Linked DNA regions of Homo sapiens: region 2 is linked to region 1. A link is an interaction called in ENCODE POLR2A ChIA-PET data of the cell type or tissue named here. Cell type or tissue: A673. All regions are shown on one strand. Links, peaks and the distances in the headings refer to the core of each region. The heading gives the core; the rest is flanking DNA. Region 1 has its middle 150 kb from the start of LINC00399. Region 2 has its middle 96 kb from the start of LINC00399.

Region 1 (12,786 bases), core at 6,611-9,110:
TTCAGCATTCACCAGATATCAGGGAGCATCAGGGGCTGGCCCCACTGTCTGGAAAGTCGCATTCCGCTTCACTCTCAGCTGTAGACATTTGTGTGCATGGCAAGCTCAGCAGGGATCTTCAGAGAACAGAAGGAACAAGGAGGAATTCCGATCCCAAAACCCACCCCAAATCACTGCAATCTTATATCTCATAAATATTATTCATAAGAAGATCTGTCCTAAAATAAGGAATATCAAAAAATAGCACATTCTCTAAATAGAACGGTGGCTGCTGGGGTCTGGGGAAGGTAGAAAGAGCAGCGATGCAGAGGTCCACAGGAACGGAGTTTCCGTCTCACAAGATGGAAAGTTCTGGAAATCTGCTGCACAGCACTGTCCCTGGAGTCAATGCTGCTGTGCTGCACACTCAAAAACGTGTTCAGAGGGTGGGTCTCATGTGATGCATTTTTTGCAGTAATAATAATAATAAATAGCACACTTTCAACAAACGCATTTAGAGCTATTCATCTCCAGAGACTCCTCACCCACTGAGTTCCTTTTAAAGGGAGCTTCTGCTTTGTTTTCTGGTTTTGCCTTGTGTTTCCTCCCACTTGAGGAAGGACAGAATGTTTGACTGATAAACACTCGCCAATGCTTGAAGGTCAGATTCCACTACAATGATCTCTCCATGACTGTGAGCAAAGGCTTGTCCCTTGATGGGACACACACATCTGCACATCCTGTTAAGGCTTCTGAACCACACACCACACTGGGATTGGGTGAGTGGGTCTTTCTCTCTCTGATGGTGCATTTCCACAATCCCAGCATCTGTCTCTCTGTCAGAAGTACAGGGAGTGAGGGCCACTGAGGCTGTCCGTATCCACACATGCACCTCCTAAATGAGATCCTTCGGCTTTAATGTAATTTGCAAATCATGTAACATAAGATATCTTGAAATTATTTTTATTTTGTATAACTTCTTTTATTTTTTAATAAACAGATGCTTGGGATTAGAAACCTTTTGCATAGACTTTTTCTCTTGGTGCTCTATTACAGCACTCACTCTATTGCACCGTAGCTGGGATTGCAGAGTCATCTTCCTAGAAGTGAATTTCACGACCGAAGATGATTTGACTCATTTCTGCATTTGTAGCCCTAGCAGAGCTCTGCGACAGACGAGGGGCACACATATTATTGGCAGAACAAAGATAAACCTCATGCTCCCTGCTGTGACCACCATATTATATAAACTGTGCACTATCTGATAATGCTGACTATTGAAGACCGATTCTCTTCTTCCTTCCTTTCACTCTTCCTCCTTCCTTTCTGATGCTATCCCACATGCAACTTTGGAAATTCACCGAGCAAAGCACAAAACAGAAGGGGATGGATGAGCACTGATGGTGACAGATGTGATTCCAGGGACAGAGGGGTTCTGCAGACAAGGGTGGCTTTGCTTCTGGAAAGTGCTCATGAGTTAGAAACGTTCTGCTCTGAACAATAAAAGCATCTTATCTTTTCTATTTGAAGACAGAGCTGTGCACACGATTACTGAGCTGTGTGCTGCAATGCAGTGTCTTAGTCTGTCCATGCTGCTGTAACAAAATATGACAGATGGGGAGATTGATAAGCAACAGGCATCTCTTTCTCATAGTTCTGGAGGCTGGGAGTCTAAGAGTCAGGCACAGTGAGGTTCGGCTGTGTGGTGAGGGCTGCTCTCTGCTTCTCATTCCGGCCTTCAACATCGTGTCCTCGCAGGGAGAAGGCAAGAGGGCAGAAGGAGAAGAGCTCCCTCAGTGAAGCCCTCTATCAGGGTACCTAATCCCTGTCACAAGGAGGAGCCCTCATAGCCTAATCACAACCTAAAGGCGCCACGTTTTAATACCATCACATTGGCAACACCTGAATTTGAGAGGGGACACATTCAAATCTAACGTGGGCGCATTTAATTATTTAGCTATGTGATAAACGCCCAGGCTGGAGTGTAGTGGCACAATCTCCACTCACTGCAACCTCTGCCTCCCAAGTTCAAGCAATTCTTGTGCCTCAGCCTCCCAAGAGCTGGGATTACCACCCAGCTCCCTAGTACCTCCCAAGAGCTGGCATGCACCACCACGCCCAGATAATTTTTTTCTTTTTTTAAATTAGAGATGGGGTTTTGCTATGTTGCCAGGCTGGTCTCAAACTCCTGGCCTCAAGTGATCCACCCGCCTTGGCCTCCCCAAATACTGGGATTATAGGCATGAGCCACCATGCCCAGCCTGTAATTTCATTTTTTAAAATAGATTCCTTTATTTACATTTATTTCCTAATGCAGCCAGAAATGCAGGAGAGGTGCTTTAAATTGGAGGAAAAAAAATGCTGAGCTATATGCCACAGAAATACTTTGTTTTACATTTCTTACCCTCCCTTTCTTCTTCTCACCAGGAATACTCTTCCTGTGATAGGGTCGCTGTGTTGCCCCTCAGCCCAGGCCAGCCAACCTTGGCTGTTTAGTCAAAGAACCCCACGCCATTCCACACCACAGAACCGATGTGGCCAATCAAAGCCTGACCGCCTGACCAAGGACTTTCCTACCAAAGCTGTCAGTAAACACTGACCAACTTTACAGGCAATACTAAACTAGCAGTGAGTTAAGAATTCTTGGCTTCCCACCTGCCAAGAAGCTCTTTATCTGCCCATCCTAGCTGCCATGATGCTAATTCATGCAACTATTCTCTCTGCCTACTTTACTCAACTGTTTTCACCTTGTCTCTTGGACCCGTAATTGATTTTTCTGCTTCCTCATGTATGCTTGCTCTGGTCTGTTTTCTACTCAGCTGTCAGAGTCTAGCTTCTAAAGTACAAAGATGATCATAGTCATCCATCAGTATTTTCAGAAGATTGATTCCAGGATCTCCCTTGGATACCAAAATCTGAGGATACTCACGTCCCTGATATAAAATCTCATAGTATTGGTATATGGCCAATGAACATCCTTCCATACACTTTAAATCACTTCTAGATTACTTATAATCCTAATACAACATAAATGCTATGTGAATAGCTGTCATACTGTATTGCTTAGGAAATAATAACAAGAAAAAGTCTGTACATGTTCAGTACAGTTGCAATTTTTTTCTGAATATTTTCTATCCGGTTGGTTGAATCCGTAGATGTGGAACTCACAAAAGAGCTGACTATATTTATTATTTTGCTGGAAATATTTAAGTGACTCATGCTAAAGCACCAACTCCTTTAAAATGGTTTGTAAAATGCATCATAATCCTGTTCACATCCCCATCTCCTGCCTAGTACCACTTTAATCTTCCTTTTTTACTGTTTTCCAGCCATGCTGAGCTACCTGCAGATTTTGGAAGATAGTGCTCTTTTTTGTCTCTTTGTAAGAGACAAGAAATTACCCTTTCCTTCCTCTTCCTGTCAGCATTTCTCTGCCCAGCTTCCTCTGATGTGTTCCCGTGATGCTCTGTGTGCCCCTTCTCTAACATTTATATCTCACTGCAGTGTAAATGACAATTTTCTTGTTTTTCTTGTCTATCTGTCTCTCGGAGGCAGAGACGTCATAACATGTGCAGAAACAACTCCAAGACCATGCGCAGGTGCCCTGTAGCTGCCATGATTAATTCCAGAGGGAAAGGCTGGATGAGAACTTGCAGCTTGAAGAATGAAGATGTAACCTCAGGAGTGCTAACATGTGTGTTCAGGTAGGAAAAGAAGACTGAGCAAAATAAATGGAGAACATTGTCCAAGAGACAGATAGGAAAAAAGGCATTCGAGTCATGTAGACAGAGGGAGGACATGGTGTCAGCATTAGGGACTGTCTCAAGCAGGATTAGCAGATGCTTGCTCACCCACCTCCAGGTCCGGAAACTTCGGGTTGGGAAGAGTCTATAGGATCCACTTCCATGAAAAGTTTCAATGCAACAGTGGATTGGCAAGTTGGATGTGGTGGATTGTGGAAAGTAAAATGGAGAGTCAGACGGGAGGATGAAAGAAGAGAGGGAGGAAAGGGGAAGAATGCCCCAGAGGATTTTAAGTGTATGAATGATTTTCACAAATAGTTTCAATCACGTGGGAGGGCTAGAGGGCCAGCTGCACATAGTCAATGATTGGGAGTGGTGATGAAGGGAGAGTTGCTTTTGCACACACTTGGCCTTGAAGGGGAGGTCTGGAATAGCCTGGATGATGGCAAGGGGAGGAACACTGCTGCAGAGAGTATATTCCTATCTGGGAAAGAAAGAATGAGGGAAGAAGTAGAATGGGAGATGAAACACGAAAGGCCATAATCAGCGGGAGGAAAAGAGAGATCGGGTAACCTGACATCTTGACCTTACTTAGCTTGTAGAGAAGGCCATCTGTTGAGAGTTATTGGGGCTTGGGTGGAGAACCTGAGGAATGGGGAAACATTTGGTGTGTCCTCTTGTGAGGACACCGATAGGGAGTCCTCAGATGCTCAGGGCTCTGCCTCATGAGTCTCGGTCCTTGACGCAGTGTGTGTGTGAAGCAAATTTACACAATCCAGTCAGACAAACCTCATCGTGCACACCAAGACTTCCCAAAGATCTAAAAAATAAACTATTTTATACAAAGTTGCGTGTATGTGCATGTGTGTGTGTGCGTGTGTGCATGTGTGTGTGTGTATTGTAACAGGGCTTTGTAAGATAACCCCTCAAGCTTCCCATCCACCCCCTCCAAAAAAAAAAAAAAAGGCCCAAGGGAAAAGATTTATTTCATTGAAAATTTTGATAATTTTCAAATAAAATGATACTGATTAAAAACCTTTCTGCAATTCTAAATCCATCCAGGCACAAACATTTGCAATGAAAGGTTTTTCATGACTCTAATGCCTACCCTGAGAGACTTTTCTTTCTCTGAAATACGAGTTGTATCTCAGAAAAATACACAAGCTACCAAAGAAATCATCTGAGAATTCTCTAGAAATCTCTTAAGCAAACATGTAGGTTAGGTCAAACCAGGCTGTGAGAGTTGGCCATAAAAATTGCTTTCCAGGGTCATTTTAAATACCTCCCTCCATGGGTACAAAACAAAATTGAGATGGTTGACTTAGATGTACATTTCTGGGCCTGTGACCTCATGTTTAAAAGATCTTTGTAAGTTTATTTTGCATGTGTAGAGTTTTAAAGCATTGACCATTATTGCTTTCGACTTCAAACCATTTTTACGAGCTCCATAAATGGAAGGTAATGATGTTTTTTAAAAAGGTGTTTTCACTCTCTTGCATTTTCTCCAATGAAAAGCTAAGTACAGGAGTGTGTGTTTCTGTCACAACTACAACTGCCCTTCACCTCAGGACCTAATTTCCATTCCCTCAAAAGAATAAACACAAAAGGAATGCATCCAGCTTGTTGAAAGAGAATCTCTAGAGAGTCGTTTCCCATTTAGTTTGGAGCTCTCTTTTTTTCTCTGTCACCAATGCAATGTTCCCTGCCTGCAACCCCATGCCATCTTTTGGAACAGGCCACATGGCTCTTGGAGAGTCTCAAAGATCTTTAAAAGTGACACAAGCTTTGGTCTCTCCCAAGAGAACAGAGGGTCTCTCGTCTGTGATAATTGGAGTCTCTCTCAGCCCAGGGCACAGGATTCACTTCCTGATCAGGGTCCTCACATGCCACACTTCTTGGCTGCAGAGGCTTCAGGAAGACTTATAAATATGCATTAGAATCGCATCCCTGCAGAGGGGCAAGCATAAATCCCCATACACTGACGCTATGCAAAAAGTAAATCGCACAGCGCTTGCCTCAAGAACTAACTCTTTTCTCTTTTTCCCCTTAAAACAATTTAAGCTTTTTGTTTCAGAAAGCCAAGATTCTCTCTCTCTTTTTCAATTTGATTTTATAACCTTAAAATTTTCTCCCAGTGACAATGTTTGCTAGTCTACATCCTGTCAATGTTCTCCAAATTGCAGCTCATTCACCTACATTCTTTTTACATCTTATCTACCATATTCATTTTAAAACAATATGCCACTGAGGGTTTTCTAGCATTATCACTTCCATATACCATTGCAAATATCTGTCGAGGAAGCATTACAGAGGTTCTGGGGGTTGTAATGATAGAAGGACAGATCCTCCCTTTTCTCAAATGCAGATATAAAAGATAAATACAAGATGATATTGCAGATTACATCTATGACAAAAAAGAGGGGATTAACCACAGGCCTTTCTCTTCCTTCTCCCAGATACCTGCCCCTCCCCAACTCTGCCATCTGTACTGACTCCTGCACTGGGTTTCTTGATTAACAAAGCCCCACCTATTGATTCTGCTTTAATTCACCCACCCAAGCTCCCCTCCCTCTTCTTTCGCCCCCAGAAAACATGATTTCTAATAGTGATCCCTTTGTCTGCTGAGTTATGTCCTGAAAAAGCAGGTTCTCCCCTCATGGGGAAGGTTTCCAATGGCAGAGGGTTTCCAAAGTCCACTCAGGTTACAAATCAGAAGAAAAAAATCAGAGTTTAACTATTCAAATTTCTTTCAACAGTTTCTGAAACTGACATGAGAAAGCATTCAACAAATATTTTATTTAGTGCCCCCAAAATAATAAAGCCTTCCCGCTGAATACTGGAGCTTATTAGCAAACATTGTACTTCACCATACAATCAGCATGTTATTAAAAAATTAATGCCTGTGAAATGAGTTTTTGATACAAAGCTGCATGGCTGTGACTTTTTTTTTGGTTTTTTAAAACATTAATATCCTCAATAATTCATCTTTTATTCCTTTAGCCTTACTAAATATTAAATGGGTTAAAGTTAAATATTTGAAAACTAAATACCAGCTCAAACCTCAGAGAGGGCACAGCCATGCCCCAGCTCTGAGGGTGCTGCCTCTTGCTAGCGTTTTGTCAAACATGGTAACTGGCACGCCTGCTGGCCCTGGGCTAGTCACTTTCTTCTCTTGGATATTACCTGCTGGACAATTGAGCTTTCTGCATGCACCTTGTCACCTCTGAGCTGCTAATGACATTACAAAGGGTTACCACAAAAATGAGAACCTCAAAACATAAGAGGAGGTGTGCACTGATTGGCTACCTAGGTCCACTGGGCTCAGAGAAAGGGAGAGCTAACAGTCATTGGCCATAGTCAGCACGGACAATCTGGCTGAGTTACCAGACCACCCTCTGGCCTTTGTTCACTCACCCCCATCCCTGGTCACCATCACATTACCCCCAGTAATCTGGTTAAGTGAGGCAACAGCAGGGGCCCTTCTCTGCTGAATAATCTACATAATTTTATCTGAGTTGATCTGAGCCAAGAGACTTACATTCCTCTCTCGTTTGGCCCCTTGATAGCAGACGCCTTTTAATTATTAGGAGTATTGTTTCTACTAGACTGAGAAATTAATTTTATGATGCATGCTTGGGACATAACTTTCAGGGTAATATTCATCCAAGGGTTTCCATTGCAATTTATCAACGTTGCTCATCTATCAGCGTGAGAATTTGTTAAGGTTGACAACAATTACTACACTACTGATGCTAAAAACAGACGAACTTCTTTTTCTTTGAAACAGTATTTGCATATGGACTGAGAGATGTGGTTACTTTGAAGTAAATAGCTTTCATTTTAAATGTCCACAATAAGAGCAACTCAGGAGTATTCTACAACGGCCTACAAGAAACCTCCCGGCTAGAACTGAGAAAACTTGCACCTGCTCCTCAAAAACAAACACCAAAGAATGAATGCCTCAAGGTCAAACTATGCTGCAGTGACAATTCTGAATCCCATAACCTAACAATATTTCAACCTCATAGAAGAACGTAAACTGTACCATATCTAAATTTGACCTTCTGCTTAGCAAGCATCCATAAACAAGCTCATAATGTCATCACTCAAAAAACAAAGTGGAATTGGTATGTGGCACTAGGATAGGCTGTGGTGACACTGACGTTAACCCAACCAACCACCCTCTGTCCTCCTCCTGACCCTCCATCAGACCTCCCCAACCAACGTCAGCACAGACACTCTTCATGCTGTAACTACTAAACAGAGGTTTCTGATGACAGTAACAGTTTTTCACAGAGCAGCATACGCTGTAAGCTGTGACTGGACAGGAAATACAATGAAAATGCTAATTGGCATCACAGATCCCACTTTCATGTTTTATTAATGACAACTGCACCATATTTGTAAAATAATTTACATAATATGTTAATTCTCCAAAGAGGAGGGAATGGGAGCTCATAATTGCATATGGAATCAGCACTTTCTCTGCCTCTACCAAGACTACATAATGCTTTAGATTTTTCTAATAGTGGCTCTTTTTAGGATGGGTTACATTTAAAAGTCAGTCAAGATTAAATTTTTAAATCTACTTTTTGGGATATAGACGCATTAGTAAATGTTCATGGTGGCTTTAGACCTGGCGGTGCACTAGTTTTATGTTAAAGAATTAGGGAAGATTCAGTAGTAAATGAGTGCACACAAAATGAAATGCAAGACTGCTTGGAACTCATAAAAGCACTTGGAATCTGGTTGCTGATACTCTCATAAGATTTCCTGGATTTCCAGTCTTTTTATTGATATATTTTTTATTCTGGAACTTTTTTCATATGATTTGGAAATGCCACACTATGACCGTTTTTTTGAGACGGAGTCTCGCTCTGTCGCCCAGGCTGGAGTGCAGTGGCGCGATCTCGGCTCACTGCAAGCTCCGCCTCCCGGGTTCACGCCATTCTCCTGCCTCAGCCTCCTGAGTAGCTGGGACTACAGGCGCCCGCCACCACGCCCGGTTAAATTTTTGTATTTTCAGTAGAGTCGGGGTTTCACCGTGTTAGCCAGGATGGTCTCCATCTCCTGACCTCATGATCCGCCTGCCTCGGCCTCCCAAAGTGCTGGGATTACAGATGTGAGCCGCCGCGTCCGGCCCATGATCTTCTTAAATGGAGGGACTTGCCAAAATTGCTCTAGAACTTTCGATGAGTTAGGCAAAGGAACCACCAGCATAAGGAAACCAGAGTTCAGGCAGGGCCATGCTCCATGGGCACATGATGAAGCCAGAAGAGCTGCCCACTCATAGAATCCAGTGTGACCTAAGGCTGCTTTTGATTTTTAAAATCATGGGCCATGGTCACATAGGCAGCCCCACATGGCTCAACTGACCTCAGCCTTTTTAAAGTTTATCAACTTGCTCCTTTTTTTTTAAACATTAACGGCACTAGTCGTATAAGCATGCCTATTTTGGCGATTTTTAAAAATAAAATTGGAATTCGTCTTATTCCCAGTCTACTGATGATTTGTGAGTTAAGTTTGTAATTATGGTGTAACTTACAAGCTAGGGTGGTAAGTAAAACCACTATGTTCTGAAACCTGATAAAGGAGGCTTTCTAGAGAGCATTCCTCAGCCCTGGAAACATCATAGTAACTGGAAAATCTCATTTTTCTCTGTATTCACTGCTCTCAAATGAAGAGGATCAGATAGGAAGATGGGGCTCCCTCAAGTTTGTGCCTTTGAATTCTGGAAGATGCTGCTTATTAAATCAAGGCAGTATGTAAAAGTGGCCAAATACATAGTAATGACAACTAAATAAGAAGATGCAGAAAAAGGAAAGAAAATATGTTTCGATACATTACCTACCTTCTCCCCTATTTTAGGAGTTTAGGAGTCTCCCAGGAGCAGTGACCACTGAGAACCAAAGGTTGTATTCTTCAACCCTGGTCCTAATAAAACACTTGTCACATAGAGCTGGTTACCTTGACAGATGCCAAATTGCCTGAGCTACACAGTTTCTCGCTTCATCTTTAGCATCAAGATAATTTCAGGCCCTTTTCAGGATTTAATTATTTTAGTTATTCCATGTGGTTATTCACATGCATAAGAATTACATTTCACTCGTTCTGTTACTCGTTGATTAATGAGTACATTCACTGAACACCTATTACGTGTCAGGTACTGTGCTCTCTGATAGTACTGGTACCTCTGAAGGGTGCCTCACTGACAGAGGAAATTGATTTCTCCCTCCACCTTATTTCCCAATGTCAAATTTCTGAGTCCTAATTAGTGTGTTTGTTGTTTTTTGTTTTGTTTTGTTTTTTGCCTTTGACAATCTGTTTTCTTTCTATGAAAATGGGAAATAAAAGAGGATGCTTGGAATGTTGACACCACTTCTGGGTGGATTATTATCTCTCTAGATTAACTCTATCTTGGCTTCCTTATCTATTCAAACACCGGTAGCCTGAACCAAAAAGCTACTGAACCAAACTGGCAACTGAACCAACTGAACCAAAAAGCTGGCAACTGAACCAAAAAGCTACAAGAAAAATTGTGGGAGGCCTCGTGGTCCTTTCAACAGCAGAATTATTTTCACTGGAAAGCTCAACAGACAACTGATTCTTCAAATATTCTCCCCAACAATTCCCTCAAACAAGTCAAAGAACCTGAGACAAACGTCAATGCTAAGGTAGGCTGCGTGTTCATTCCACCACTGTGTAATACCACAGAGACAGGTACGAGAGTACTAATCGAGGCCTGCGTTTCCACATTTAAAAGGTGCAAACCAAACTAGCAAACTACTGAATAAAATATCACCTGCCTTCTAACTGGATAAATATATCCTTATAATTATAAAATTAATTGAATGTGCATAGACCTAAATGTCTCCCTAGTCTGGAGAGGTTTAGATAAGTAACAAAATAATTACATACAAAATTCATAAGTTATATCTCATACAATTTTTTCTTATCATTATTTTAGAAAATTCACTAATTAGGGGGCTATAATAAAGATTCTTCTGCATAATTTGTGTTCTACTGACACAAAGTAAGCAATTTTGGGGGATCACCATAGCTTTTAAATTTTTGCAGGAAGTTTTTTGTTATTTTAGATTGGAATAACATCACACTGCTGAAGCAATAGACACTGGTATTATTAATAAAATTCACAAAGTAATTTGTAGATTTGAAAATAAGCCGTGAGCTTTACATCTAGCATTCAAACATTGTAATAAGGTTGTATAGGATGAATCATTGTCATTGTAGAAAATGTGAAAACATTTTAATTTTATCATATAAATGACTACAATTTACAAAGCAGTTTTTGGCTAAATGAGTAACTAGATTCACAAAGTATTTTTAAAATTCTTCTTTCAAATTTTTCACTGCAAGAGAATTTTAAATTAAACCAAAAATAGAAGTATGTTGTTCATGGTCAGAACAGTCTATATAGAAATCCATTTGAAGATCATTTGCATATGAATCTTCTTTATTATAGTCATGCAAAATTCAAATCATGATAATGAGTAACAAAATTTTACACAAAAATATGTAAGCAAGCTACAATGCCCTTTTGAAAATTTAATAGAACTCTTATTAAATACTTTTATTCTCAAAATTCACAATTTTGTGTTCAATATCCATCGAGTTCCCATGTAAAAAAAAATTGGTTACGTGCTTCAAAATTAAATATTTGGAAATACATATGTATATATAAAAATTTAAGAGCAATTTGACGTATTTAATGTTAGAAAATGTTTCTCAGGCCATCTCATACAACTGTTGTGAAATGTGTGCTAATTCACAAATACCTTCTGAACAAAATTTAGTATATGAAGAGAAGGAGGAACCTAGGTGCTCAGTGTTGCTGAGGAATGATACTTCATTATGCAAGAGTCTATTGCATCTGTGCTCTCTGAAAAGAAGAATTTGACAAGCTAATTAATTTGTCGTTTCTTTTATCTAAGTGTTTCTGCCTCATATCCCCTCTGCCCTGAAAAGCAGCATCTATCTTTGGTGTTGGCAGCAGCACAACCCCAAACCTTCATGCATTTAGTTTCCTTTATGTCAAGGACACAGCAGTAGATGTGGGAAATGTATTTCTGGGAATCTATGTGGTGCTATTATGGTGAGATATTTGGAGTTATGGGTTGCATTGGAAAGTGCTAACAACCTCCATAGAAGCTGAGCAGAAGGTGGACCTGGAAAACTCAAAGTAGGGGCTATTTTACAACTAGTACAACCGTACAATCATGTGCCAGTGGAATAATGCATTTGCCTGGCACCTACAAGGCAACCACAATATTTATTAAATAAATTAATAAAAAACGAATGAAGACAGAATAAATGAAAAGAGGATGTTGTGTCCATCATGAAAACACCCAGGTGTATCAATAATTATGTTACAGTTTGAAGGAAGTATATTGAAATTGGGTATAAGTAGAAAGGAATAAGTATCATTTGGCAGTATCATTACTGCCAAAGAAGAATTTTCCTCTACAGACCTGATCATCAGGTGTGTTTTAATACAGAGATATACAAACCTGAGCAGTCCCAAGCTCACCCCTGGCCTCCTATCACTCTCTCTCTCCCTCTCTCTCTCTCTCTCTCTATATATATATATATATATATACACACTGTATGATTAGGACAATTGTCAACTTTTAAGTGTTTGGTTAACAGTTTGAAGTTTTACTTCTGAAACCCCAATACTTCCTTGCAACCCAAACAGAAATATCAGAATACAGCCAGGTCTGTCCTTTTGGTATTTCCAAGCCCAGCTGAAATCAAGCAAGCATCATTCTAGTCATAATACCCCAGAACAAGCCAATTGCCTTGAGCCTGGAGCCCATTCTAGGCTGCAAATGCAGCCAATGCCTCTGCACTTATACCATAACTTTGAAGGGGGAGAGGTGGGGCCATAGAACAGAAGGAAAAATAAGCTCAAGAAACTAAATTGAGAGTAAGAAAGACCAAGATGGCAGAGTATGAAAATACCAGCCTTCATCTCCCCACAAACAAGCAAAACTAGATAGCTATTCACAAACCAAACCAGCCCAGACAGGGTTCAAGGGACCAT
Region 2 (12,786 bases), core at 3,786-6,285, 53 kb before region 1:
CTGGTGCTCATTTTTCAAAATCTTCTAATTAGCTCATAGATTTATCTCGCTGCCTGAGCCACATCCTGGATTCTTTTAGGAGTGAGGAATTTAACACAAATCTTCTGTTTTATGTTCGCTTAGGGTAAGTCTAGTGTGTATGGCTCAATAAATGTGAATTATTAAATACATTAAGTTAATGGAAATTTAGAGCCTGTAGGAATTTTAAAGGTTAACTAGACTAATGTTTTCCATTTACAGCACTGGAATTTGTGTTTTAAATATTTTTTTTTCCGAATCTGTCATTTTTTTTTTTGGTGTTTTTATTAATGGTTTGAATAAGTATAATGTGATAAATACATCAGTCCTTTTAAGTTTTCTGATTTTTGAGCATTATTAGAAAAGCTTTCTCCCATCTAAGTTATCAAGAAACAAGTCCTCATGAAAACCTGCATTATCTGTATGTTTGTCGGGGTTATTTTTGTTGTTCTTTTTAACATTTAAGTGTTTAATTCAGCTGAAGTTATTTTGGTGTTGGCCAAGAGGAAGGGAATCTCACTTCATTATTTTTTTTCTGCAGATGACAGTCATTTGCAATTGTTCCAACATGATTTATTAAATAATCAAACCATTTTTCTCAAATACTTATAAATGCCATCTTTATCACATACAGAACTCTTGTATGCGATAATTATGTTCCTGAATTATTTATTTTTTCTCTTATTTTCTAAATTTGCATCCCTATTCCTTTCCTCTTACCTAACAGTGCGGATAGCCTCTCTGAAACATCACATATGGTGATGATAGTAAACACCATTGCCTGTGGCTGATCTTACCAGGAAAACTTCCTCATGTTTGCCTTTTAAGCATGATATAATATTGGATTTTGAGTTGATACATAGAAATATTTGTATTTTGCTACTATCTACTAATTCCTATTTTGGTAATTATTTTGTTAAATTGGAAATAGATGCTTAATTTAAATAAACAGATGCTAAGTTTTCAGCTTCAATAGAGACAAGCTTGTGATTTCTTTTACTATTTTCATATAAAAATTAAAGAATTTTCTAATATTGAGTCATCTTTGTATTCTAAAAGTAGACCACCCTACTTCTTCATAGGGTGTTTATTATAATAGAAGTTTGGATTTCATAAAATAATATTTTATTTAGCATTTTTGCACCATTATTCATAAATAAGATTGATCTGTAACTTTGATTTCTTTTCCTTTTAACTGTCTATGCAAGAATTAAAAACAGAATTTGCAATTCTTTTTCTGCACTTTCAAGCAGTTTAGATAGCAATGAAGTTACCTGAATATTGTAAGATTGCTGGGCTTCACCTATGAACCTCTTTTTTTTTTTTTTTTTTTTTTTTGAGACAGAGTCTCGCTCTTTCACCCAGGCCGGAGTGCAGTGGTGCTATCTCGGCTCACTGCAAGCTCCGCCTCCCGGGTTCACACCATTCTCCTGCCTCAGCCTCCCAAGTAGCTGGGACTACAGGTGCCCGCCACCGTGCCCGGCTAATTTTTTTGTATTTTTAGTAGAGACGGGGTTTCACCGTGTTAGCCAGGATGGTCTCGATCTCCTGACCTCATGATCCACTTGCCTCGGCCTCCCTATGAACCTCTTTAAGCCTGCTGCATTGTGGGAATTAGCACTTAGTCAACTTTTGTTATTTCTTGCTCCAATAATTTGTCTGCTTTGTTTATTCTCGTCTGGGATCAATTTTGTTAATGTTACCAAACCACTTATTTATCCTGATTCTCAAATTTATGTGCACAGGGTTAAGCAAAATAATCTCATATAATTCATCCATTTTTTGTCTTTCTGTTTCTGTTAAGATTCTTGTTTCTTAAAAATCACATATAGAATTTTTTTCTTTTCTGATTCACATATTTCTCTTTTTATTAGTACCTTCTATTGCTGTGTTAGGTGATATTTCTTGTTCTTTTTCAATTTATTTGTGTGTTTACTACCTTGGTTTTTACTCTTACTTATGTAAATACTTAAGGCTACTAATCACCCTTTGCGTGTTGTTTTTGCTGTGTGGCACAGATTCTGATGTAGAGTCTCCTAGTATCGCTATTTTCCATATATTATAACATTTTGGTTTTGATTTTATCCTAGGGTTGAGATTTTTGTTTTGGTTTTGTTTGTTTTCTGATAAATACAGGTAATTATATGCAGTCATGGTTTTGTTTGTTTTCTATCTTTAAAATTAATTTCAGACTTAATTCCCTTGTGACAAGGGCAACAAAGAAAATCTGTCACTCGACAGTTCTGAAAAAGTTAATGGCTAAACGTGACTTCCTCTCCTAAGGCCGCACCTCCCTCTTGCTCTCATCTTGTCTGTCTTCCTCACACCTTGTGAGTAAACATTTATACAATTATCCTAAACCAATAGCACTTTCAAGCAGAGAAACTCCTTTTTATGAGGTCTTTGTACAAAGTAAAGAAAATAATAATTATTATTTACAAATATTAACTCCGCTAAATTCTGATGGTTTTTCAAATCTTAGCCATGAAATTTTAAATCAGCAGTGATAACTGAGGCTTAAACTTGTAACTGGCTCCTGTGCACAGAAACACCAAGCCAGTGATTTTTGTGATGGTAGAAGCTAGTTTTTTCAGTTGAAGACTGTGATTACAGCCAAACAGTCTTTATGAGATTTGATAATGCACATTATAGGTAAATTGAAAATAGTGGCAAATTCATTGATCCCATTACAGTTTTCCATTGCTGGCATAAACTATTTGACTTGAAAACTAAAGTGTGCAATGGTTCCTATTTACCTGCCCATAGGAGATAGAAAATGCTATTAGGCTATGACAAACTTTTTTATTGACATAAAATGTATAACTATGTGATATGGTCACAGAGATTTAGGTCAAATGTGACTGATGAAGAAACAGGTCTGAGGTACTCAGGAAGGAACAGAAGGCCCCAGGCTGGAGTCTGCTGAATATATATCTGCAAGTTAGGCACACTTTTCTTCCAGAAATCTTCTCTTTTTTTAATAAAAGGGATAATCTGGATAACAGGAAACTAGTGAGGATAGGGTGATTGATGATTTATCTGATATTAATATAGACTCCAAAATCCCTCTTAGTTCACTAAATGAAAGGCCATTATGAGCATCAGCATCATATTAGCTAATAATTACTGTGCATATTCACTTTACCTACAGATTTCATTTCATTATCACAACTACCCTTGGAGGTAGTTATTCTTATTATCCTAATTTTACAGATGAAGAAATAAGAAATATTTATTTTACTAAGCACTTTAAACATAGTAAGTCATTTCACAAGACAATTTTAAGTGTCAATTATGGAGTATTAAGAACTATATGAGGCTTTCTAACATGCTGGGGTTTTTTTTAAATCTGGTGAAGTATTCCTCATTGAAATGATATGGATGTTGGACACACTTTTTAACTGTCAGGCCCCTGTTGTTATACTACAGAATGTCTCGATTTCAGAATAATATATTGTTCTGAAATGTTTTCTCCATCAGTATTGTAAGTTTCTGATTATTCTTGTCAAATTTCCTAACTACTGACCATCCTGGGGAACTTCTCATGGCATGATCATTCGACAGTTACACAGAGGCAGACATAACTAAGAATGTAAAGTTAATAAGTAAAAATGGAGAAAGAGACCTACTGCCATAATGGGCATACCTGTCAGGTTGAAGCATTGCAATACCTGGATGAAGGTGTGCATTCTAATTTGGAATTATGGCCCAGAAAATATGACTGATTTAGTTAAAAGCAAGGGATAATATCCACAACCAAGCCAGTGGAGAGAAGAGAGCACACGAAAGGGTTGAGACAACTCCACCTAATCACAGCTGGCAATACTGCAGTCAAATCTTTCATTTGATTTTGTCTTAATTTCTCTTAATTTGTGTCTGTGCTGTATCACTAAGGGTAACCTTACTTGACATTAAAGAGATGATAAATGAAGGTTCTACAATTCTTGAAGGTCACTGTGTCTATTCTATTGTGTAGCTTATTCACAGAGACATCACCGCGTCACCCAGGATGCCCTGGAAAGACTTAAAGCCTGGACTTGGCCTGGCGCGGTGGCTCACGCCTGTAATCCCAGCACTTTGGGAGGCCGAGGCGGGCGCATCACGAGGTCAGGAGATCGAGACCATCCTGGCTAACACGGTGAAACCCCGTCTCTACTAAAAAATACAAAAAATTACAAAAAAATTAGCCGGGCATGGTGGCGGGCGCCTGTGGTCCCAGCTACTCGGGAGGCTGAGGCAGGAGAATGGCGTGAACCCAAGAGGCGGAGCTTACAGCGAGCCGAGATCGCCTTGCTGCACTCCAGCCTGGGCGACAGAGCGAGACTCCATCTCAAAAATAAATAAATAAATAAATAAATAAATAAATAAGGCTGGACTAGGGTGGCAGTGGACCATGGGTCATCTGTGTGACCTTGGGCCACCATTTAACCTCTCTGCCCCTTGGTTTCCCCACCTGCAAATTGAGGAGATTGGGCCAGCTGATCTCAGAGCCTCTTGCAGCTCTTTAATTGGATAGAATTTGGGATTGAAATTCACCACATCCCCGGCATTTTACCAGATGCTTCCTCCAGCACATGCAGTATTATTAAATACATGTTTCCCCTTTTCTTTTGCTCTCAAGAATCCCTGTAAACTGCTGCTCACCTGGGCACATGGCTATGACTAAATCGCCCCTCTGACGCACTAATGAATGGAAACAGCAGAATCATCACTCTCTTCCTTTCAAAAATGAGGCAAGCCTAGACACAAGCAGAGAATACTGACACCCTGAAGATTAAATACAATGTCCACCTATTTCCCAATTAAGGTGACCACTCACAAAATAGAACCACAGCAGCCCCAGACCTGGCCTCTCAGGCAAGCGGGGCTGACCCTCCCACCCCGCTCTCCCTGCTGCCCCTCATCTCTCGGAAACTGTACATTTCCATCAAGCTGGAGACCTCTCTTCTCTCCTGATGGTGTCATCAAGTGCTATAATGTACACGTATCGTATTTGCCAGGGATCGCTTAGCAACAGAACCCTGTGTTCTGCCAATTTGCTTTTCATGCTGACAACCTAGATTTCACAGAAGTTGTGTTTTCTAGAAGGCTTTACAGACCGGAAAGGGTGACAAAGGGATGTCTCATCGCAGATGCAGACAGAGACTGGCCCTGGCCGCCCCTGTTTATGATTTCTGGGGATATTTTAGATGCTATAATGGCACACTATTCAAAAACAATTTATTTTTAATCTCCGGCTATTAATCACAGTAGATTGACGTCAGTTAGCTCATAAAGCTGAGGATATAAAGTGCTGTATTTGTGAAGAAATATCAACTTGATTTTAGCCACAAACATTAAAAGCTAGCATAAAACTAATATATTGCCAATGGGGTGTTCATAGTGCATTAGCGATGTCTGCTCACCTTGCAAAAAATGTTATTTTATTGGAGAAACATTCATTTTGAGAACTTAGACTTTTCCTGTGGGGTAAAGGGGACAGCATAGAATCTGAGGTGATTTTATCTTTGTCCTTCCACTTGTCTTTACTCATGCTGTGTGGGGAGAGGAGGCAAATAATGTAGCACACATTGCAAAGCAGAATAATGTTACCAATGTTTGAATGTAATAAATGCTTCTCATTTTAATGCTGGCCTTATAAAATAATTTAATATGTATGATTTATTTTAAAAGAGTATCTAACCAGGGCAATAACAAAGTACACAATGGATTATGGAGCGTTGTTCCCTCTAAAGAAGTCACTGCTTCTCATTAATTATTCTCCATATATACTATAATAACTAATATGATTAATATATAATAATATAATTAAGCCAATTCATTGGCTGATGATAGTTTAATCTATTTTCCCTCATATTTCTTCATGAGATTATGTGAGTTTGAATTAAACATGGGTGAATTGGTTTAAAATTATGCACCAATTTTCCAGAATTTCTCACCCCAGCCATTGCAATAAATGAACTGAATTTCCCGCAGGTAAGTTTCCAGACCAATTACATTTTTCTCATACTTCTCTTTTGAGGTATTTGGGGCTAAATTATGAAATGAGTTATTTTATGTTCAGACGGTCTGCAGCTTACAGAAATTAATGGACTCGTGGTGGTTTAATAGCAAGCTGATTGGCAAGCTGGACTTTGTTATTTGTTCTAGTGTGTGCTCTAAAGGACCCCAGCACTCAAATTGTTTCTGCTCATCATTCATTCAGCATTTACTTAAGGAGCATCTATTATGTCCCAAACATTAGAGAGAAGCAGAAATGTAGTAAGAATCAAGTTCTCCTAGAGCTTACATTCCACTTGGCCATGAAAGGAAGGGTGTTGCCTCTCCAAAAAATAAATGAGTGAATAATCCCCAGGGTAAATTCAAAGAGCGGCGAGGACTCGGAAGAGGACAATACAGCGTAACACTGATGTGGCCATGCTCACATGGCAAAGGGTGTCATGGCTTGGACTGGCTATAAGCTTTTAGAATGTGCTTCACAAAAACGCTCTTCCTCTCCTGACCGCATCCTGGTGGGTTTCTTGGAAGCACACGTTTACAACTGCAGGCTTGTCCTCTACCATTTGAACTTTCTAAATGGTAACACTAGATCCACGATAAAAACATGAAGTACCCCACTCACAGAAGTTGATTTTGTGAGCATAATATCTTTGTTCTGTCTCTGCCTTTGAAAAAAGATAAAAGACAAAAAGTTTTCTTTCTACACATCATATAAGGAATGCATTGTGAAAGTTACCTAAGCTTCTAGGGCACAGTTGGTTTCAATTATGTCTTCAGTGTTTCAGGGAAAAGTCTCGATTTTATTGTTCCTGCTTTAGTAATTAAACCTTGGTGGGTATTTATTCCATGCTTTTGGATTGAAGTAAAGAGAGCTCCACTGGAGGCAGGAAGATGTTCAGAAAGAGAAAAACCCAAGAGTGGTCCACCTAGGGCTGACTTATTAAAGAACCACCTGTCTAGGGACCTGTGGAGAGTGTGTCACATGAATTCCTATCAACCTGAGTCTGGATGTGAGGTGGCACAGTAAGCAGTATGCCCTCTTGGCTTATTCGGTACCCAAAATCTGACAGAAAATAAATGTGGATAATTTGTATACATTTTTAAAATAAATGAGGATAAAAATGAAAGCAGAGAAGGTGAGAGGGAAAGGAGAAAACATCTCGTTTTCTGCCTCTGTCTCTGTGTCTCTCTCTCTCTCTCTCTCTCTCACACACACACACACACACACACACACACACACACAACCTTATTAACAGGCTTCAAGCCATTAAGCAAGCTGAAAATGGTTGAAATAATAACTATATGAAATGTTTCTAGTTTTTCAAGTTGGAGCTGGTGGCATGGTGGTGTTAATATTCCCAAGAGAAAAACTGTTCTAATTCTTTAGCTCTTGGAGAGGAGTATGAGTGGTTTAGGGTGCAGGCTTTGAAGTCACACAGATCAAGGTTTAAAACCCAACTTTGATTCTTCCTCACTGTGTCAACCTGGACAAGTTAGTTTATCCTGCAAAGCTTTGGTGTCTACAAACACAAATCAGCAGGAGAGAGGTTTCCACCATATAAGGTCTTTGTGAGCACGTAGGGAGTATTGCACATGTGGTTCCTGAACACAGGGCTTGGTGGAGAGTGCCACCGAGTCAGTGACAGCTTCTTCTCTGTCTCTACATTGGGGCAGTTCAGGCTCAGGGTCTTGCCCCTCCAGGTTGGATAACAGCTGCTATGAATTTATCTTGGTTGTCCCATTAAAGCCATTTGAATCTAGGAACACAAATACAACTATTATAAAGCAGTCGTGGGAATGGGAGAGTCAAACATAAGGCCCAATCCATTCTTGTTTTTCACAGTAGCCACATTCTACAGAGTCAGGCAAAGGCAGAGTTAGTGGACACCGAAGCTTTGCTCCTGAGTAAGTACAGGGTTAGGTTTCTGTGAGCCTCTGGTCACGTTTTTATCAACTGATCAATACATAACCTGGTTTTCTGTGTGTGCCTGTTTAAAGACACCTCACTTAGTATATGTTGTTGGCTCATTAGCACTGGATCACGCCAAACAGCACCGTCACTCACGCCCTGGCACAGTTCGTCTCACAGGCCGATTCTCTCTGTCAGATGCGTTGCAGCCTCCTTGCTCTTCTGAACATTCAGTAGCAATTCAGCACAGTGCACAGAGGCCATTTTAAACAGCAAAATCACCAACAAAAAGCATGCAAATGTGAAACACAAGGCACCCAGTAGACCATGGCAAGGACGTCGGTTCACAGTACGGGCTGAAACAAGAAAGCTGAGCCCCTGTGTACTACAGCTGGGAATGTGCAGGCTGGGGGTCTCCAAGTGTGGGCTACTTTCTTTTTCGCCATGAAGAACTACAAAAGCACCAAGAGTATTCATTTGGGTGTTTACAAATAAACTTTGGTGAGTAGGCAAATTCACAAATACAGAATCCACGAGTAATGAGAATCAACTGTATGTAACACTCAACCCATATGCTCTAATGGGCAGAGTTCATAAACGCCTGGGAATGGCCACACAGCGTTGAAAGAGGTTGTTTCCACCTAAGTTACTAGGAAGTCTTGTGGGGTGATGGAATCACACTCAATGTCCCTAGTTATTAGTTAATCTGTGTATTGGTGAAGGAAACAAATTGAAACCATTAAAAAAAGTAGTTTCCGCAAGATTTGCCTGATTTCAGTAACATGTTTCGTCACAAATGGCAAAAGGCACAAAAGTTTTGGATCACTTTGTCCATTATTCTTCAAATATTAATTAAACAACGACAGTACTTGTAGTCATTCGGGAGGTGCTATGAGAGGTAACAGAGAAGGAGAAGATAAAATCTCTACCCTCCTTTAGGTTAGAATCTAGGATTCCATGACTCTATATACCATATTTAATATCAGATTTGGGACTCATATGCGCTTCTCAAAAGAGTGGCCTCAAGACTAGGTGGGTCAGAGCTGGTGGTTCTGAGACGTCAGCACAGAGACAGCCATGGCAGCAACAGCAAAGGGCTGGCCTCATGCCCCAGGAGTGCCCTCCCGTCCCATCCATCCTGTGCAGGAGGGCAGTGCGTGCCCATGAGGGGGTTCTGGAAAGCGAGGTGTGACCTGTCCAGACCCACAGCTTCAGAGTATCCTGCCTCTGCTCAGTATGTGATGTTTGGAGAGGTCAGGGAGAAACGCCCACTGAGGCCAGGTGCTGCTGGCTCCAAGAAGTGTGGTAGGAAGGCAGGACCTCCCTGTTCAGGTACCTTGATGGCTGGGAAACAAGGATGCAGAGAAGATTTGATGGGTATTTGGGATGGAGAATTTAACTCGATTCGCTTCAGCAAAACGGCACGAACCTCTGCTATACATGGGCAGGAGGGGCAGGTGCTGGACATAGAACTGTGAACAAGATGACCCCAATCCTGCCTGCAGGGAGCTTTCAATTGACACAGGTTCAGCTTGTCTATTAACAATCATAAATTAGGTAAGGCAGGACACTGAAAGTCCAGAACACAGTGGGTCGGCTGGAAGTAGAGTCTGGAACGACTTCTCTGAAATGGACTTAAAGTGGAAAAGAAATTAATATATTGAAGAAGGGTGGCTCTAGGCTAGGGAAAATCAACAGAAGCTGCAAAGGCCTTGAGTGAAGAAAACATAAACTTCTGGCATGGAGGTTAACAGCTGGTAAGGTGCTGTGTACTTTGGAAGAATGAGAAAGGTCATATTTTACTTTTTAATTATTGTTTTTTGCTTACTCTACAATCTGCATTTAGGATCATCTTGAATTTGAGTTCTTAAATCCCTGCAGATAGAATTTCTCAAAACAGATCTCAAAGAGCAGGAAAGCAGGAGGATGGTGCATTTGGGAAAGGAAGTCCCCTCTGTTGGATTCAGATTGCTGTTATGGAAATCAGTAACATTTACAAGGTGGAATAAGGTAATAATGTTCAGAACTTCAGTGACTGAAAGGATTAAAGGGGAATCATTCAAACTTTCTTAATCAAGTCATCTAAAATAATCCATTGGGGTTTTCTTATTCACAGTGTGATCAATTGCTTATCCCAAATAAGAGGAAAAGTCCAGGTGTCTTCCCAAGGCCTCACAAGCACACTTTGCTTCTGCAGGACTTTTTACATAAGCATTAAAGAAGGCAGTTGTAAGAAACATAGAGACCCTAGGGGTGGTGCTCTCAAGACTGATTCACCAGGTCAAGTCAGTGTCCGCACACAGCAGCACAGTTTGTGGACAGAAGCAGGATGGGGATAGGAGGAAGGACAGCCACGAAGCCAGGCAGCACCAGGCAGATAACTCTCCATCGTTCTAGGCAAGCAGCCACCAGGGGCAGGGGAGTGGGAGTGTGAGCTGTGAGTTGTGAACTGTGAGCTGTGAGACAGAAGCAGAGACAGCTGCAAGGCAGGGAAGACTGGACTTGCCCTGATTATCCCCAGGAACTGCCTGACAAAGAAGATTTGACCTGGACTTGTGTTGGGGGAACATCAGAGTCTTTGCTTTTAGAAAAAGAAGGTTTATGGATATGTCAGGATCAAACGAAAGTAAACAGCTTCGTCACTGGAGGGCATGCATCACCAGAAAGGAGGAGACTACTGCTATTGATATTTTCAAACATATTACTATTAAGAAGGATACATAACATGTATGTGCAATAAATGTATGGAGGAGTCAATGAGATAAATTAATGAATTGTGTTTCTTTTCCATGCGTTTATCCTTTTAGTTTTGTCATTTTTTAAAAAACAGGATTTCAGAAATTACATCAATTATTTTACTTGGATACAGACCATTAACAGGGATATTATATACAAAGACATATATTCTTACAGATATGAAAGTGACAAAATACCTTATATCATGAGACTGGACCTTTTCTTTAAAACTATGCATTCAGTCCTAAATTGTTTTTGAAGATTCCAGGTTTGGAGTCCTGATTGTTCTCCATATAGGCCTGTGACCAGAAGCCACAGGAAATATGTATGAGTAAAAATGAGATATCAATGTCTGTCTATCAAAATGGCAAAATGAAAAACTATGCAACCTATATTGGTGAGGGTCCACTTTGAAATAGCTGTTAACAATGTAGAGACTTTGTGAAGGGTATTTTGGCAGTCAGTATTAAAATACTAGAAATTGGTGCATATCATATCCAGCAATCATATTTCTAGAAAATTTTCTTAATAAAATAAACAGGGATCTGCACAAAGATTTATCTACCATGGTAATTGGAGCAGTCCTCTTTATAACACTGAAAAACTGGAAATAATTTAAATGTCCAAGAATTATGACATCTTCACAAACTGTCATTATGTCATGTTGTGTTTAATAACACAGAAAAATGTAGATTAAAAAGAAAAATATAAATAATAAAAGAATGAGATGTCTGTTATGTTATGTAGAGTATACCTACATGCATATATTTATGAATAGAAAAAGAAAATATGTCCCAAATGTTTAAAAAAGTTTTATTACAAAAAATTTGTAATATATGCCAAGTGAACATAATAGTATAATGAACTCAAATGCAGCCATTTACTCAGCTTTAATAAATATCAACTCATGGCCAATCTTACTCCATTTATATCCCGGTCTATGCTCGCCCACCCCCACTGCCATCAGGAAATTATTTGGAAGTATTCATATCACTTCATTTGTAACTGTTTTATTAAAATGACTAAAAGATAATGGCTCTTAAAAATCAAATCATCACAATTTAATTATCACAGTCCAAAAAATCAAAATAGTAATTTCTTATTTTATTAAATATCAGTCAATGCTTAAATGTCCTTAATTATCTATCTATCTATCTATCTATCTATCTATCTATCTATCTATCTATCTGTCTATCTATATCTACCTACCTACCTACCTACCTACCTACCTACTGTCTATCTATCTATGTTGGTTCTCTTAAATCAGAATTTAAAATAAAACAGATATTGCGATGTTTGATTATATCTTCTAAGGCTCTTTTAAATTTTAGATGATCTGCCTCCCCCCTTTTCTGCTATTTATTGTTGGAAGAATTTTGCTGATTGCATTTCTATGGTAATGTTTAACATGTTTTTCTGACACTTACATTTGCTAAAAGCTGATGTTAACTGTGATGTTAACTAATCCATTATTTCATTATGGGTGATAAAATGGTGATATTCTAATTCTATCATTATTTTTTTCATTGCTAAGCCAGAAAACTTTTATAAAATGAAACTTCACCTCATCAACTCTGATTACATTGTGTCCCTTTAGGAAAGGCAAAATAAATGCTTGAGTCTTTGAGTCTTTCCCTTATTTTTTAATTATTATACTTTAAGTTTTAGGGAACATGTGAACAACGTGCAGGTTTGTTACATAGCTATACATGTGCCATGTTGGTTTGCTGCCCCCATTAACTCATCATTTACGTTAGGTATTTCTCCTAATGCTATCCCTCCCCCAGGCCGCAACCCTACCACAGGCCCCGGTGTGTGATGTACCCTACCCTGTGTCTAAGTGTTCTCATAGTTCACTTCCCACCTACGAGTGAGAACATGTGGTGTTTGGTTTTCCATCCTTGCGATAGTTTGCTCAGAATGATGGTTTCCAGCTTCCTTCATGTCCCTTCAAAGGACATGAACTCATCCTTTTTTATGGCTGCATAGTATTCCATGGTATATATGTACCACATTTTCTTAATCCAGTCTATCATTGATAGACATTTGGGTTGGTTCCAAGTCTTTGCTATTGTGAATAGTACCACAATAAGCATACGTGTATATGTGGCTTTATAGTAGCA

Evidence for each region. ChIA-PET counts read pairs that join two places held together with the same protein. Peaks named below come from ENCODE experiments on the same cell type or tissue, not always from the same donor. Only the 100,000 strongest peaks of a DNase experiment are listed, where the experiment ranks them.
Region 2: POLR2A ChIA-PET joins it to region 1 with 8 read pairs; 2 of 35 experiments call an interaction of 5 or more read pairs at or near these places.

What each region holds. Positions count from the first base shown.
Region 1 is chr13:109,540,586-109,553,371 of GRCh38, forward strand. No RefSeq gene overlaps it. Among named protein-coding and RNA genes, the nearest start is that of LINC00399, 150 kb to the left of the region's middle. In A673, for the core only: no CTCF peak of the experiment used is centred there; a DNase peak (open chromatin) is centred at 8,056; H3K27ac peaks cover 953 bases.
Region 2 is chr13:109,490,010-109,502,795 of GRCh38, forward strand. No RefSeq gene overlaps it. Among named protein-coding and RNA genes, the nearest start is that of LINC00399, 96 kb to the left of the region's middle. In A673, for the core only: no CTCF peak of the experiment used is centred there; a DNase peak (open chromatin) is centred at 5,062; H3K27ac peaks cover 1,095 bases.